Regions from separate parts of the Homo sapiens genome. Here region 2 is linked to region 1. A link is a loop called in an ENCODE intact Hi-C map of the cell type or tissue named here. Cell type or tissue: dorsolateral prefrontal cortex. All regions are shown on one strand.

Region 1 (8,000 bases):
CTCACTGCCATCTGTGCTGCCAGCATTGGGCTCTTTCTCCTTTGAGAATTCTTTGCACTTCATTGTACTCCATGCTCAGTGCTGCTCACCGTCTGCTTTATAATACAGGCCACGGTGTGCTTCGCTCAGCCCCTGAAATAGATGGTAGTCACTCTGGGAGCAAGAACTGTTTGATTTCTTTTTGTTGCTCTGGCAGTATCTGGCAAGGGTCTTGTACAAGATCTTGATCGAATTTATGGAAGTGATTAGCCACACTGTAGATAACGATGGCTTTCTGCTTGCAGAAACAAGTGGAAGCCGGTGTCTGTGTTACCATGGAGATGGTGAAAGATGCCTTGGACCAGCTTCGAGGCGCGGTGATGATTGTTTACCCCATGGGGTTGCCACCGTATGATCCCATCCGCATGGAGTTTGAAAATAAGGAAGACTTGTCGGGAACACAGGTACGTAGTTTGTGAGTGGGTACTCTGGAGGTTGAGTTCCTGGCCCCCAAAGCCCTTAAGATTTGATGCCCCTCTTCTGGATGTAGTGTTTTGCTCCCTACACAGCTTTCAGGTTTGCTATGCCCTGCTTCAGAGCAGAGTTCTGAATTCAGGAGCAGCCCCTGAGAGTGGGTACTCATGAGTGAGGGGTTTGGCCCCACACACAGGAGGCAGTGGACGCAGTTTGTGAGGCCGCTCATCAGGAGTGACTGCAAACATTTCCACTGTCTTTGGCTGCTAGGAAGCCAGCTACCTAATTTCTTCCTATTTCTACCCAAATGCGTCAGTCCCTTTGCATGGAAATTTGTGTTTCTAGTCTTACCTGTTGCTTCATGTTATTTTCTGACCCTCATGTTCCATTTTCCTTGGGTTTTCTCACTTCTTATCCTATTGGACAATATTCTTTGTCTAAGCCATGTTAAATAAATGAAATATGCAGAAGTAAACAGGCAGCCCCTTTATACCTCGATTTAAACACCCAGCACGATGCCAGTGCCCTTCCCTGGCAGTGGCCTACAGATCTGTCTAAGACGAACTATATGGATCAAGGTGCAAATGAGATAGGATCTCCCTGTTGTCCAGAGGAGGAAGTTAACTGAGTCAGGGCATGAGTGGAAACTTAACAGGGAAGGTACTAAAGTCAGCAAGGACTTAGAGTGAGGTGCGGGAGTCAGGCCTCCCATGGTGAGCACGGGGAGAAATCTGTCCCCTGCCCCCTGCTGGGAGGGGCTCAGCTGGGCTCTGCCCCCTGGGTGGGAACACACAGTCAAGCCATTCTTACGACTGGCCCCAGGCAGGGCTCAACGTCATTAAAGAGGCAGAGGCGCAGCTGTGGTGGGCAGCCAAGGAGCTGAGAAGAACGAAGAAGCTTTCAGACTACGTGGGGAAGAATGAAAAAACCAAAATTATCGCCAAGATTCAGCAAGTAAGTACTTTTTGCTTTAATGTGTCAGTAGTTTTTGTTATTTCCCTTCAAACTGATAAAAATGTACAGTGAATCCGAAAGATTTAAACTACTGGTACAAATATTTTAATCTTATTGGCTCGGGTTTAAACTAAAAATATCCTCTTCCTGCACACCAACAAAAACTGGAAGAAAATATGGATTGAGTACCAATATCTAGAGTTTGTTTTAATATGTGGGGGAGAGGAAATATACTATGTTAATTTCAAGCGTAAAAATAGGGCTGCAAGTAAACAGATATGTTCCTTGAAATGTAAAATTTCGCCCGTCACTGATTTCAGGCTTTTTCAAACTGCTGATGCTGTGTACAGGAGGGGGAGGAGGAAAGGTTCGAGACCTTTGAAGGACATCGTGTAGCGCTGTAACCTGAGGGGCCGCCTTGGTTTTGTGGGTGCTCCTACGTCACTAGGCTGTGATTTTGGGGAAATGGGGCCCTCCACCTTATGTAGATCCAGAGTCCGTGGCTCTGAGCATCCTCCCTTTCCCACTGGACCTGCCTGCAGTGTCTGCCTTGGGAATGGTCAAGACAGAGATGGTATCGTGCAGCCTCTGGTCTCCACACAGTGAGAGTCCAGGGCTCAGGGCTGCTCAAGACCAAGGCTTCCCTTGATGCTTCACTTCGGGTGATCAGACATGGGGGACCTGTTTATCTTTAGTAGCCGGCAAAGGCAATCGTAAAACATTTGTTGTAACTTCAGGATTGTCACTCTAAGAACACCTTAATCCACAATTTGCTCTGCTCTCCTCTTTGCAGAGGGGACAGGGAGCTCCAGCCCGAGAGCCTATTATTAGCAGTGAGGAGCAGAAGCAGCTGATGCTGTACTATCACAGAAGACAAGAGGAGCTCAAGGTAGCAGGGGACAGATGGGCTTTCTGCAGTGCTGGCGCCCACACATAGCCTGTGTGCCTTACCTGGGGCTGCTGGGGAGCAGTGAGCTCTGCAGAATGCCGGGGAGGGGTCTTTCTAGAGCTTCTGTCTGCAGGTCTGTCGGGGTCCTGCCAGGTGTCCCCTGGTGTTAGACATGGCAGTATCCTGCTCCTAGAGGGCAGGGAGAGGGGGAGGTCAGTCATGGACTCTTTCTTCAGTCTCTTTATGTGCAAAACACTTTCCTGAAATGCCTGCCTGAATAAAACATACTTATTTCCAGAGATTGGAAGAAAATGATGATGATGCCTATTTAAACTCACCATGGGCGGATAACACTGCTTTGAAAAGACATTTTCATGGAGTGAAAGACATAAAGTGGAGACCAAGATGAAGTTCACCAGCTGATGACACTTCCAAAGAGATTAGCTCACCTTTCTCCTAGGCAATTATAATTTAAAAAAAAAAAAAAGGCCACTTACTGCCCTCTGTAAAAGATGTTAACATTTCTAGTTTTCTTTTAGTGTGAATTTTTAAAATAGCAGTTATTCAAGGTTTTAGAACTTAATAAATACCTAGTCAGAAGAAAATGTGTAAATCGTTTTTGTTTCAGGACTATTTAGTATGTCATGGTTTTCTTTGATAAAATACTAAACTTTTGGCCGGGCGCGGTGGCTCACGCCTGTAATCCCAGCACTTTGGGAGGCCGAGGCAGGCAGATCACGAGGTCAGGAGATCAAGACCATCCAGGCTAACACGGTGAAACCCCGTCTCTACTAAAAATACAAAAAATTAGCCGGGCATGGTGGCAGGCGCCTGTAGTCCCAGCTACTCGGGAGGCTGAGGCAGGAGAATGGCGTGAACCCGGGAGGTGGAGCTTACAGTGAGCCAAGATCACTGCCACTGCACTCTATCCTGGGCAACAGAGCGAAACTCTTGTCTCAAAAAAAAAAAAAAAAAAAAAAAAAGCTACACTTTTTTTTCTTCCTGATTGTTTTATATTCTCATGATAACTGGTTTATTGGAGGAAAGCTGATGACTGGCAGTGACCACTAGTGACCACTAGATGCCGCCAGGCACTCAGCATGCTTTTTCTCCTGGCCCTCTAGATCTATTGGAAGCTGAACTCCCAGCCTTGCTGGAGAGACTTCTCTAACCCTGCTGCGGGGTCTAACTGTAGCCTTCTTTAACCCTGCTGCGGGGTCTAACTGTAGCCTTCTTTAACCCTGCTGCGGGGTCTAACTGTAGCCAGGCGTTGCCTGGCCTTGAAGGTGAAGTTTGCCTCCTGGTTGGTGCCTCTCTGGCCTTGTATTCTGGGAGCGAAAGCTACAACCATGATGAAGGTTGAGTAGCAAACTCATCTGACTTTGAAACTTAAATTCTTCTGGAGTTTCTCAGCTTCTCAAGTCTCCTTCATGAGAATAGATCCTGAAAACAAATCCAGATCCCGGTAGAGGGTGATGATTTCTCCCTATGGATGCGGGGTCTGATTCTAGGCCAGCTTCGTACGCAGCTCAGTGACCAACCACGGGATGGATGGGATCACTATCATCCTAACTGAGTATCTAGGACACCATTGAGTTTAAAGACTCCAACTCATCATCACTGTAAACCATCCAAGTATCCTGCAAACCCTGGCACTTTAGCATCTGAAAGACACCTGCCAGACTGCCTGTGGCAGTCCCTCATGCTTGACTTTTGGTGCCTAGGGTCCTGTTCTCCTGGTTAGAGGGAACTTGGTGTGCTCACACTGAGGGAAAGTGAAGGACGCGGGGCATCTTCCTGCCCTGGCCTTCCTGCCTTGGTGCCTGCGCTCCCCACCATCCTGCAAAGAGGAACCCTGGGAGTGAGTGGAGGTGGCAGGGGTTTGGTTCCTGCCTGCTGCCAGGCGGCCTTGCCCAGGGGGTGGGTCCCAGACCTGAGAGCAAAGCGCTGTTCTCTGAAGTGCTTTGTAGCTGACTGCATCTTGTGCCTTACTCTTTTGGTTGATTTTCAAATTTTGTAAAAGCAAATTTGCATCTATTTTCTCTTTTACTTGGTTATAGTTTTAAATGTCTCTATGAAAGGGTTTTGACCTTGGATGATGTAGTATATGCAATAAGATGCTGTGATTTTATTTCAGGAGCATCCTGTCTTTGTCAGTGTATAGTTCGTGTGTGTTAAATTCATGCTCAGACTTGTAAGAAACAGTTAACCAAGCCATGTGATCATAGTAGCTCTTTTCAGGGAACTACTACTTCAATATCATTAGAAAGTCTTACTGAGCCTGCAGTAGGAATACTCTTTTGGCCGTGATAGTTATCCCATTGCTTCATGTAATCAGCAGAACTTACTAACCAAAAAGTCACTCACGCATGACACTACACTCCTTAAATACCCATGCGAGAAGAACCATCCTCTCTCCCTGCCCTTGTCTGCCTCAAAAGCCTCTCTGAGCTTGGTGTGTTTGGGTGCAGCAGATCTCAGGAAGTACGTGAGTAGCTTATTTGCAAGCCATCTGTGACGGCGGGGGGCAGGTGGTGCCCGCTGTGGCACCGTGCTGTGTGTGTTCCCTTTGCATCCACTTGCTGACTCACCCAAGGTCACAGGTAGCTAGTGGTGGTAGGACCACAGGGTCACGTCCAGGAACTTTCCCAGGATTTCCCAAGAAATCAATTTATCAACAAAAGTAATCTTGCCAGTGTTAGACCACTGATCAGCTTAAGTCTGTGGTCTTGTTGTTATTTTCTTCTTTTTTTAATCCAGTCCCTGTTTGAGTCAATATCAAAAGGAAACCAAGTGTCTGCTGTATGCACGGTGCCCATCTAGGTCTGTGGTTTTGTCCTTTGACATAACTTGTCTTCTTATGTGGTTCTTTCATGGAGACCAGGAATGCTAGTAATAAAATTTGATACCACCTAAAACCTTTTCGACCATCAAACTGACAGCATCAGGCAGTATTTCTGTCACAAGATTACCTCGTTCCTTGGCAACTGCTCTGCAAAGAGTGTGCCATCAAGCTTGAAATGAACTGCCACATACTTGGAGCACAGTAGCCTTGAGAGGGTCTGAGCTCACTAAATTCCCTTCCAAAGCCTCAGCAACCACCCCCTTGAAGAAGTGACCAGAGAGAGCTGCTTGCCCCGACCTCTTGCCGTTCCTTGCAAGATAGGAGTTGCCCCTCTACACTACCAAAAACCCACTGGCCCTGGACAGGGCTCAAGGAGAGAGGTGGCTGATTTCCAGGAGAAGTTCGATACTAGACATAACAGTAACGGCAGCTGGCATTATGGGGACTTTGCTATTTCCCAGACGGTTGTACTAAGCACTTTACCTATATATTCTTTTCGTTTATACCTAAAAACAGCCAAATTAGAAAGAAACTACTATTGTCATCTCACGAGTTAGGAAACCAAAGTCCAGAGGGATTAAATTGCCCAAGGTGAGGAGACTGTAATCCCAGCACTTTGGGAGGCCAAGGCGAGTGGATCACCTGAGGCCAGGAGTTCGAGACCAGCCTGGCCAACATGGTGCATGGTCTCTACTGAAAATATAAAAGTTAGCTGTGCATGGTGGTGTGTGCCTGTAATCTCAGCTACTCGGGAGGCTGAGGCAGGAGAATTGCTTGAACCCAGGAAGCAGAGGTTGTGGTAAGCCGAGATCATGCCATTGCTCTCCTGGGTGACACAGCGAGACTCCATCTCAACAAAAAAAAAAAAAAGAAAAAAAAAAGAAGAAGAAGAGACACCAGGGATCTATGTACACAGAGGAAAGGGACAGGGAGAAGGCCGCCATCTGCAACACAAGTAGTGGGGCCTTGGGAAGAACCAGCCCTGCCAATGCTGTGATATTGGACCTCCGGCCTCCAGAACTGTAAGAAAATCAATGTCTGTTGTTTAAGCCACCCAGTCCATGGTATTTCGTTATGGCAGCTCTTACAAACTAAGACACAAATGGGTATTCTATAGGAATAGATATATATACAAGGAAGATAGACATTCTTCCTTTTATCAAAGTGGACTTTACTTCTTAAAATGCTCAGAATATACTAACATTGTAAAATATAATTTTAATTTTTTTTTGCAAATGGGAAACCACACAGTTCCAGTATCATCTACATAATCTGTTTCTGATTCTTGCCCAACTCCCGCAGCCCATGTTAAGGTTGAGAGCCCACTCCCTCCTCAGTTCCCAGGTTTCCGAACACACCTCCTTCTTCATCTCCCATTGAGCTGGTTGTAATCATGGCATTCGGTTACAAGTCTGTCTCCCTGGATGGACTGTGAGATCATGGGAACGAGGGCACTGTTGTTAGATTTTTAATTTTATTGTATTTATTTGTTTGTTTATTTTGAGACAGGGTCTCACTCTGTTACCCAGGCTGGAGTGCAGTGGCATGATCTTGGCTCACTGCAACCTCCACCTCCCGGGTTCAAGCTGTTCTCCTGCCTCAGCCTCCTGAGTAGCTGGGATTGCAGGCACGCACCACTGTGCCCGACTAATTTTAGTATTTTTAGTGAAGGCAGGGTTTCACCGTATTGGCCAGGCTGGTCTCACTCCCAACCTCAGGTGATCTGCCTGCCTCAGCCTCCCAAAGTGTTGGGATTACAGGCGTGAGCCACCGCGTCCAGCCTCTACCATGGCATAGCACATATGCTCACATACTCTTAGAAAGATCACAAGAAACTGGTGACCATGGCTGCTTGTGGTTAAAACTCTAGGGGGCCTGGAGGATGGGCTGGGAGGGAGTCACGGTTCACAGGATGGTCTTTTGTACCTTTGAAATCCACCTATTCAAATAAATGCAAAACCAGTTGCAGTACAGCCACGTCCACGGCAGCATGATTCACAATAACTCAAACGTGGAGGCAACCCAAGTGCCCATCCACAGATGAATGAGTCAACAAGAGGATGAATGAGTCAACAAGAGGTGGTGTATCCGTACAATGGAATATTATTCAGCCTTACAACGGAAGGGAATCCTGACACATGCTCCAACAGGGATGAACCTTGATGACATTACACTGAGTGAAATAAGCCAGATACCAAATGACAAATACTGTAAGATTCCACTTATACGAGGTTCCTAGAGTAGTCAGATCCAGAGACAAAGCAGAATGATGGTTGTTAGGGGCTGGGGACAGCAGGGAAGGATGGAGAGTTACTGTTTAATGGGTATAGAGTTTAAGTTTGAGAAGATAAAAACATTCTGGAGATGGATGGTGCTGATGGTTGCACAAGAATGTGAGTATCACTGAACTCTACACTTAAGAGTTTTTAGTTTTTAGTTTTAGCTGGGTTTGGGGTCCCAGGCCTCAGGCCTCACCTGCTGCCTCAGGATCTCCAGGGCCCTCCCAGATCACAGACCTAACAGATCTTAGGACAATTGGCCCAGGGTCATCAGCGCAATTGATGCAGCTCCCTCCCTCTCTTGTAGGACATTTTCATGGATGTTGGCATTTGGTATCAGAGCAGCTGAAGTTATTATGCATTTTCAGTGTATGTATTTATGTAGATAGTGGTACGCTCTTTTAATTTTTTTTTTTTTTTTTTTTTTTTGAGACAGAGTCTCAATCTGTCACCCCCCAGGCTGGAGTGCAGTGGTGCGATCTCGGCTCACTGCAATCTCTGCCTCCCGGGTTCAAGCAATTCTCTGCCTCAGCCTCTCAAGTAACTGGGATTACAAGCACCCCCCACCATACCTGGCTAA
Region 2 (8,000 bases), 740 kb after region 1:
CTAAGGCTTCACCCAAATTCACCCCAAAATTTAGCAGTCATCCTTTGCTTCCTCTGCTTCTCGATTCTCATATCCAACCCATCAGCAAATCCTATACCCGCCTGTGACCCTTTCTCTCACTTCCTAAGTGGCATCCTTTGCTTCCACGCCAAAGCCAAAACCAGTTCTTCAAAATGGGAATCAGTAATCCCAGCACTTAAGGAGGCCAAGGGGGAAGATCACCTGAGGTCAGGAGTTCAAGACCAGCCTGGCCAACATGGCGGAACCCCATCTCTACTAAAAATACAAAAATTAGCCGGGCGTGGTGGCAGGCACCTGTAATCCCAGCTACTCGGGAGGCTGAGGCAGGGAGAATCGCTTGAACCCTGGAGGCAGAGGTTGCAGTGAGCCAAGATCATGCCATTGCACTCTAGCCTGGGCGACAGAGCAAGACTCCATCTCAAAAAAAAAAAAAAATGGGAATCAGATCATATCACTTCCCTGCACTCGAAAGCTGTTCAACAGACCCCTGCAGAAAAGATTCCCCAAGCGCTTTGTCATGATATGGCCCTGCCCACCTCTTCACTGTCACCTCCTGGGAGCCAGACACCAAGCTCTTCCCTGCTTCAAAGGCTTTACCTCTGTGTCTTTGTCTGCTCAGACTGCCATAACAAAACACCTAGACTGGGCGGTTTAAACACCAGACATTTCTTTCTTATTGTTCTGAGGAATCCAAGATTTAGGTTCCAGCAGATATACATATATAGAGATTTACTCTAAGGAATTGACTCACATGATGATGGAGACTGAGAAATTGACTCACGTGATGATGGAGACTGAGAAGTCCAGAACGAAAGTGCTAGCAGATTCAGTTCCTGATGAAGGCTGTCCTCCCGGCTGACAGACGAGTGCTCTCGCCACGTGCTCTCATGGCAGAAAGACACACAGCCCTGGTCTCTTCTTTTTCTTATAAGGACACCAATCGGATCATGAGGGTCCCACTTTCATGCTCTCTATTAAGCCTAAATGCCTTCCGAAGGTCTCACCTGCAAATACCATCACATCAGAGGTCACAGCTGCAATGTATGAACTTGGGCCAGGGGGATGCAAACATTCAGTTCATGACACACTTCTTCAACATTGCTGAAGTTTCTTGCTTCATTCAGGGCTCTGCTCTCTCAATCAGAAAATCAGAAATCAGGCAGACTGTCCCAGGGTCGCTAACTACCACACTCAACTTTTCATGTCATTCATCATTAGCTAACAGAAGAATGTGCATTCACTTGTTTATGTGTTTATTCTCTCTCTCTCTCTCTCTCTCTCTCTCTCTCTCTCATTTAATGTCCATGAAGCGAGGGACTTTGTATCCCAACACCTATGCATGCCTGGTACACTGTACATGTGCAGCAATGGCAATGCGGAGCTTCATCTCAACTCTTGATCTGTCCATGTGGGAGAGGAAGGAGTTGCTGAGCTTTGTGTGGTTGTGGCACTGCAGCATGATGGTGTACGGATGGTGACACCAGGCCAACCTCCGGCAGCTGCTTCCCAGCAGCCACTGAGCTGATATTCAAGAAGAAAAAGGTGCATTCTTCAAACAAGATGCTGATGGCTTCTCACAGGACTCATCACAGTTGTACCTCCATCGGTCTCCAAAAGATGAATGTAATGGCTATTTCAGTAAGAAAAATGTACCTGCCACCTCCCAACTACAGATGGGCCCAGGGCTTTAGGACGTCTTGATGTGTGGTCTCTTCCTGTAAATCCCTGATAGAGGCTATTGAGAAGGAATGGAACTTTAAATATTCTATAGGAAGAGGCCATCACACATACTGATCTGGACCATTCCCCCTTGTATGCATGTCTCATTTGAAAGTGGCTTCCCATCGTACACTGACACCAACATCATCCCTATGGCCCTGCCAGGCCCAGCACAATCTGCATCCCACCCTGCAGGGCTCATCTCTCTTCCCTCATCCCATCATGTCTCTGATCTCACTTCCTCCTATTCACTGCCCTCCAGCCACACTGACCTGTGTGTGGGACCCACTCCCCCAGTGGGCTCTTTTTACTTTTTTGGAATATTATTCCAAGAAATATCTGTAGAGCTGGCTTCCTCATCATCTTCCGGTCTTTGCTCAAATGTCACCTTCTCTGTGGGCCTTTTCTCTGACCTTTTCTCTCTGATGCAAATTTCCCCTGGGCTACGCCCCACTCCCCTGCACCCCACCTCCTTATCCCCTTCCCTGCTTTATTTTCCTTCACAGCACTTATTGCCATCTGACAAATTACATCATTTCCCTCTTTGTTTTGCTTTTTGTCTGGCTCCTTCCCTAGAATGTCTGCTCCATGAGGGCTGGGACTTTGGTTAAGTCCACTATGCATGGTGCCTGGCTCCTGGGGAGTGCTCAACACAAATTCATTGTGGTTGACTAAATTTGTAATTCACAGGGAGTCTCGTTGCAGAAGCAGACGACCATAATAAATGAGAAGGCAGAAAGGAGAAACGCAACAAAACCGGGTCCTGCTGGAGAAAGCACACATCATAAAGACATATGGCAAAAGATCAATATTCATGCCTCAAAGAGGAGCCTCGATGACAAGCTCCACATTTGTATTATGGCAGGGAGGGAAAGGTTATTGTTAGCGCTGAGGCTTATTTACAGCCTTTCGCTGGGTGCTGACTCCTGTCCATTTCTTAGTAGGGATTGAGTAGAGCCTGCAGCAGCGAGGGGTCTGGGGATACTTAGAAGTGAGCACATACAACAGAGCATGGTCTACGGTGTGGCCAGCAGGTGGAGATGCAGTGAGGCGGAGGGCACCCTGGAACTGAGCCCACTCACCAGTCACAGAACTGGGCACGCGTGCTGATTGCAGAAGCCTGCCTGGCACAGCCAGGTGGACAGATGTAGACAAAAAGAGGCCGGCGCCCCCTGCTGGTCAACTCGGCTCTGCTTTCCCTCCGCAGCCCAGAGGGGCCCAAGAAACCGGGAAGAGAATGCAGGACCGGAGGCCAGAGCTGCCTCCGTGGCCCTGGGCAGGGCTCTTACTGTCTCTAAGCATCCGCTTTCTCCATCTGGAAAGGAAGAACTTCTCCCTGTCATTCCTAAGTCCCAGGACTGCTGCCAGGGTAAAATGAGGCAAATTATGGGCATATGCTACGAAAATAGAAGCTATTTTGGTTATTGTTCTTAGCACGGCATTCTTACATCAGAGCGAAAAGTGTCTGGGACATAAATCTGAAAACGATACATTTAAAATAAAGCAAAGAGTGAATGGGTCAAAAGACCAGTTTGTCCGGGGCTTTTTCATTCCGTGGCGGAGGCTTTCTGCTGAGCATTAGCATGTGATACACACATCTGCAGGCTTTGGGCCCACTGCCATGCAGAGCGTGCCACTATTCTAGGCCTGCTCCTCAACCCTCACCTTCCAGTTTCCCTCCTTCCAGGCCCCTGATCAACTGCCCAAGCCATTTGCTACTGCCAATGAGTCCATGTGTGTAGAAAGATAGTGATGATAGATAGATAGATGATAGATAGATAGATAGATAGATAGATAGATAGATAGATAGATAATAGATTTTTTAGCTAGGGTCTCGCTCTGTTGCCCAGGCTAGAGTGCAGTGGTGCCATCACGGCTCACTGTAGCAGCCTCTATCTCCTGGGCTCAAGTGATCCTCCCATCTCAGCCTCCCAAACAGCTGGGACTATCGGCATGCACCACGACACCCGGCTAATTTTTTGTGTGTTTTTTTTTTGCAGAGGCGGGGTTTCGCCATGTTGCTCAGGCTGGTCTCAAACTGCTGAGTTCAAGCCATCCTCCCTCCTCAGCCTCCCAAAGTGCTGGGATTACAGGCATGAGTCACTGTGCCCAACAAATAATAGATAATTAGTAAAGAGACAGACCAATAAATAGATGATAGATAAATAGATGATTGATAGAAACAGATGATAGATTCAATAGATAGAAGGATGATACATGACAGATACATAATGAATGACCAATGGATGATAGATAATTAGTAGATACGGATAAAGAGATAGAGAGATAGATGACACCTAGATAGGTGATTAATAGAAAATAGATCAATAGACACATTGATCAGTAGATGATGAACAAGAAGAAGGAGGAGGAGAAGGGAAGGAAGGAAGAAAGGAAGGGGAAACAAGGCAGGGAGGGAGGGAGGGAAGGAGGGAGGGAAGGGGGAAGATACGTATTCTTTATCTAAACCAAGTAGATGACCTGGTGCACCAATGAAGCTCCACCCATCAGGGTTTCCCCTTGATGTTGCCTTTCTGGCCCATCCTGAGTACAGCTGTAGGGCAGTCACTGTCCATTTTTGTCCACATTTGCCATCCAAGATCCAAGCTCACTTTTTCTTCCTCCATCTGTGGATCATAAGGATTTCCCCTTCCAAATGTGGCCATAGGTGTGAGTTGAGGGAGTACCCTTGGTGCAACAGTGGTGGGGGCTCTGGAATTCTGAGCTAGCTGCCAGTGTAGCTGGCTTGGGCCTTCAGGCCCTGCTGATATATTTGATCATGGATGCAGAACTTCTGTCTTGCCTTGGATACTGCAGGGCCCACCTAGCCTTAGAACCTGATGAGCCTGTGCGGGGCACCTCTGGAGGTGCATATGGTCACTTGGTGTCCCATGTCCAGCTGCTTCATCTCTACCGTGGTCCAGCAGCAGCACACCAGGAGCTCTTTAATGAAGAGTGTAAAATTTTCTACTGTAGATGGCATGGCGTTGCTCCGGAGCCCTAGGAGTCCTTCATGATTCCCCAGTGGAACTTTCTGTAAACTGAACATGGTGGCCTTTCCCTACCTCTGAGATCACTAGTAACCTAAGGCATGCTGGATTGTTCAGCCCAAGCAGAAGGGCTGTTTGCACTGCAGCCTGGATCTACTCCAGAGCCCTCCTCTGGGCCTTACTTACAGGAGGCAGCCTTCCATGTAATCCAGTCTATGGGTAGGAAGAGTATTCCCAGATATGGAATATGCCGCCTCCAGAAACGATGGGACCTACCAGCACTGTGCTTCCTTCTTCATGGTGGGAGGTGTGAGATGCAATAATTTATCCTTTACATTTATCCCCAGTGCGCCTTGGAACACCAGACTTCTACAACTGATGTGATGGGCCTCTGAAACTTAGGGTTTGTCTCCCATGATCTGAAGCCCATGTGTCTTTCCAAGGCCTTCAGTACACTTGCTGCATCTTGCTCACCCATCTGATATCTGATTGACATGAGGCATGATACAGTGGACCAGGGTGCCGTTCTGCAGGATGTCCAGGAGGTCCAGTTCTCTTCAGACTATATATCACACATGACAGAGGGTAGGAGAGTTAGCACCACCTGAGGGAAGACTAAATACATACGATTGTCTGGTCAAGGGAATGCAAACAGTTTTTTTCCTTTCAAGAGTGATGGAAAATAACGCATTCACCAGAACAATGGCCACATATCATCCCCTAAAGGCTACATTCATCTGTTTTAGTAAAAAATACCATACCAGGCCAGGCTGGGCACAGTGGCTCACGCCTGAAATCCCAGCACTTTGGGAGGCCGAGGTGGGTGGATCACAAGGTCAGAAGTTCAAGCCCAGCCTGGCCAAGATGGTGAAACCCCATCTCTACTAAAAATACAAAAATTAGCCAGGCATGGTGGTGGGTGCCTATAATCCCAGCTACTCGGGAGGCTGAGGCAGAGAATTGCTTGAACTCAGGAGGCGGAGGTTGCAGTAAGCCAAGATCATGCCACTGCACTCCAGCCTGGGCGACAGAGCAAGACTCTGTCTCAAAAAAAAAAAAAAAGTACCATGCCAAGCCCAGCAGCTGCAATCTGGGCTCCTTCTGATGGAGTTTGCAGTAGTGCACTATCATTATCCAGAATCCAGTGGTTTCTGCAGGGGCCAGGCTGGTGAATTAAATAGAGATGGGCTGGGGCCATCACACCTGCGTCTTCTAAGTCCTTAAGGCTGACACTCATCTCTAACACTCTTGGGATGCAGAATTGTCTTTCAGTTTTAGGGCATTCCACTCAGCCTTCTGTTACAACATCTCTTACCTCACAGGCCAAATAATGCAGCAGTTATGGCAGGTACCAAGTGTGTCCATTCCAATTGTACACTTCGCAACTGTGGAAACAACCACCACCTAAGTCCATGGAGACAGTGGACGCACTGTGGCTTGACCTAGGCCTAGACTTAATTAATCATCTTGTACCTATCGGCCCCCACCCTAACAGGGAGTCTACAATGAGGCTTTAATTCTCTGGGTATCAATTCAGACCTAGATAGTCATTGAAGTGTCTGGTCCCTATATTATTTATTTATTACGGTGTAACAAATTACACTAAAATTTAGTAGCTTAAAACAGCAATAAACATGTATTATCTCACAGAGTTTCTGTGGGTCTGGAATTTGGGAGTGGCTGACCTGTGAGGTTATGGCATAAGATCTTTCACAAGGTTGCAGTCAAGATGTGGGCTGGAGGCCGGGCGTGGTGGCTCATGCCTGTAATCCCAGCACTTTGGGAGGCCGAGGCAGGCGAATCATGAGGTCAGGAGATCTAGACCATCCTGGCCAACATGGTGAAACCCCGTCTCTATTAAAATATAAAAAAAATAGTTTTTGTGTGTGTCTCTTCCAGGAGTCTTGCCACCACTACAGTCCTAGCTACTTGGGAGGCTGAGGCTGGGGAATCGCTTGAACTCGGGAGGCGGAGGTTGCAGTGAGCCAAGATCGCTCCACTGCACTGCAGTCTGGCGACAGGGCAAGACTCCACTCAAAAAAAGAAAAAAAAAAAAAGATGTGGGTTGGAGCTACAGTCAACTGAAAGCTTGATTGGAACTGGAAGATCCAGTTCTATGATGCATGGCTGTTGTTCACAGGAGCTGTTCCCAGGAAGCCTTAGTTCCTTGCTACTTGAACCTCTCCAAAGGTTGGTTTGAGTGTCCTTATGAAATGGCAGTTGGCGTCTGCCAAATGCAGTGATGTTTAAGAGCAAAGCAGAAGCCACAGTGTATTTATGCCTTAGCTTCAGAAGTCACACTCCATCATTTGTGCAATGTCCGATTTGTTACAGGTTGGCCCCATTCAACATGCAAGAGGACCACACAGAGGCATGAAGACTAGGAGGTGAGCTAGGAGCTGATCTTGGGAGCTAGCTGCCATGCCCCTTCCTCTTGCATGTGGTTACCCAAGCAAGTGGCCTTAGGTCCCTCTAGGGACAGATTGGCCGAATCATTGCTGTGCATGTTTGCTGTAATATAGTAAAGTCCTCTCCCAAAGATCCAGACTTCTTTTCAGTCAATGGACTCCACGTTAGAAAATTGGCTCAAGTTTGAAAACTGAGCAAAGGATCATTATTTGTTTATTGGGCAGCTGCCCTCAGCTTCCTGATCATCCACCCTTGATTTCTTCTAGTTGTATAAAGTAAATAATATCCTCACTCATTTGCCATCTGTCTTACCCCTAGGGACATCACACTCTTTAACTGTTTTTACCACTCCATGTGGGTGAATCCTCCTTGACTGCCATCCATCTTTGACACTCTTTATCTTAACTGCACCTGCCTGGCTTCTGGTAGAGTGCTGCCACCTGGCCTCTGTTATTTCAATGTCCTATCATATCAATTTATATCAATAAACCAAATTCTGCAGTGGCATCTCCTACTACAGCCCTGGGAGAACCACCACTGAGCTTCTCACTGCTTCCAGCACCCCTCTCACTAGTGCATTTCTTATTGCTTAGGACAATGGAAGGCCCTCTGTGCCTTTGTGTGCAATGTAATCAATTGGTGAGGTTTCTAGCCTTGTGTGTGTATGAGTTCTAGATGCCCACTTCTCTGAGGCCTTCTTCTCTGTCTGCCACGGCAGTTCTGGCATTTCTGGCATTTCTGCTTCCCTTAGTGTAGTACAGTGCTTTTCCCAGGCTCTAAGAGCCATCCCAGTAGCGTGTCTCTTCCAGGGGTCTTGCCAGCATATTAAATTCTAGATCCCAGCAGGATGCTCCCAAATTG

Evidence for each region. Hi-C counts contacts between places; a loop is a spot of excess contacts. Peaks named below come from ENCODE experiments on the same cell type or tissue, not always from the same donor. Only the 100,000 strongest peaks of a DNase experiment are listed, where the experiment ranks them.
Region 2: it touches region 1 in a loop (6-fold over the local background); 22 of 110 quality-filtered maps call a loop at or near these places.

Annotation. Positions count from the first base shown.
Region 1 is chr21:32,596,568-32,604,567 of GRCh38, reverse strand. CFAP298-TCP10L (CFAP298-TCP10L readthrough) reads left to right here. Exons shown (of 12, transcript NR_146639.2): 4 at 285-443; 5 at 1,276-1,407. It overlaps CFAP298 (cilia and flagella associated protein 298), which reads left to right. Exons shown (of 7, transcript NM_021254.4): 4 at 285-443; 5 at 1,276-1,407; 6 at 2,201-2,296; 7 at 2,595-5,214. The coding sequence ends at 2,705. Among named protein-coding and RNA genes, the nearest start is that of CFAP298, 12 kb to the left of the region's middle. RefSeq lists a silencer at 1-89. In dorsolateral prefrontal cortex, CTCF peaks have their summits at 3,176 and 3,375 (motif pointing right); a DNase peak (open chromatin) is centred at 3,387; H3K27ac peaks cover 2,669 bases.
Region 2 is chr21:31,861,137-31,869,136 of GRCh38, reverse strand. No RefSeq gene overlaps it. Among named protein-coding and RNA genes, the nearest start is that of HUNK, 7.9 kb to the left of the region's middle. RefSeq lists a silencer at 2,717-2,856. In dorsolateral prefrontal cortex, CTCF peaks have their summits at 2,715 and 2,915 (motif pointing left); DNase peaks (open chromatin) are centred at 2,896 and 3,336; H3K4me3 peaks cover 820 bases; H3K27ac peaks cover 464 bases.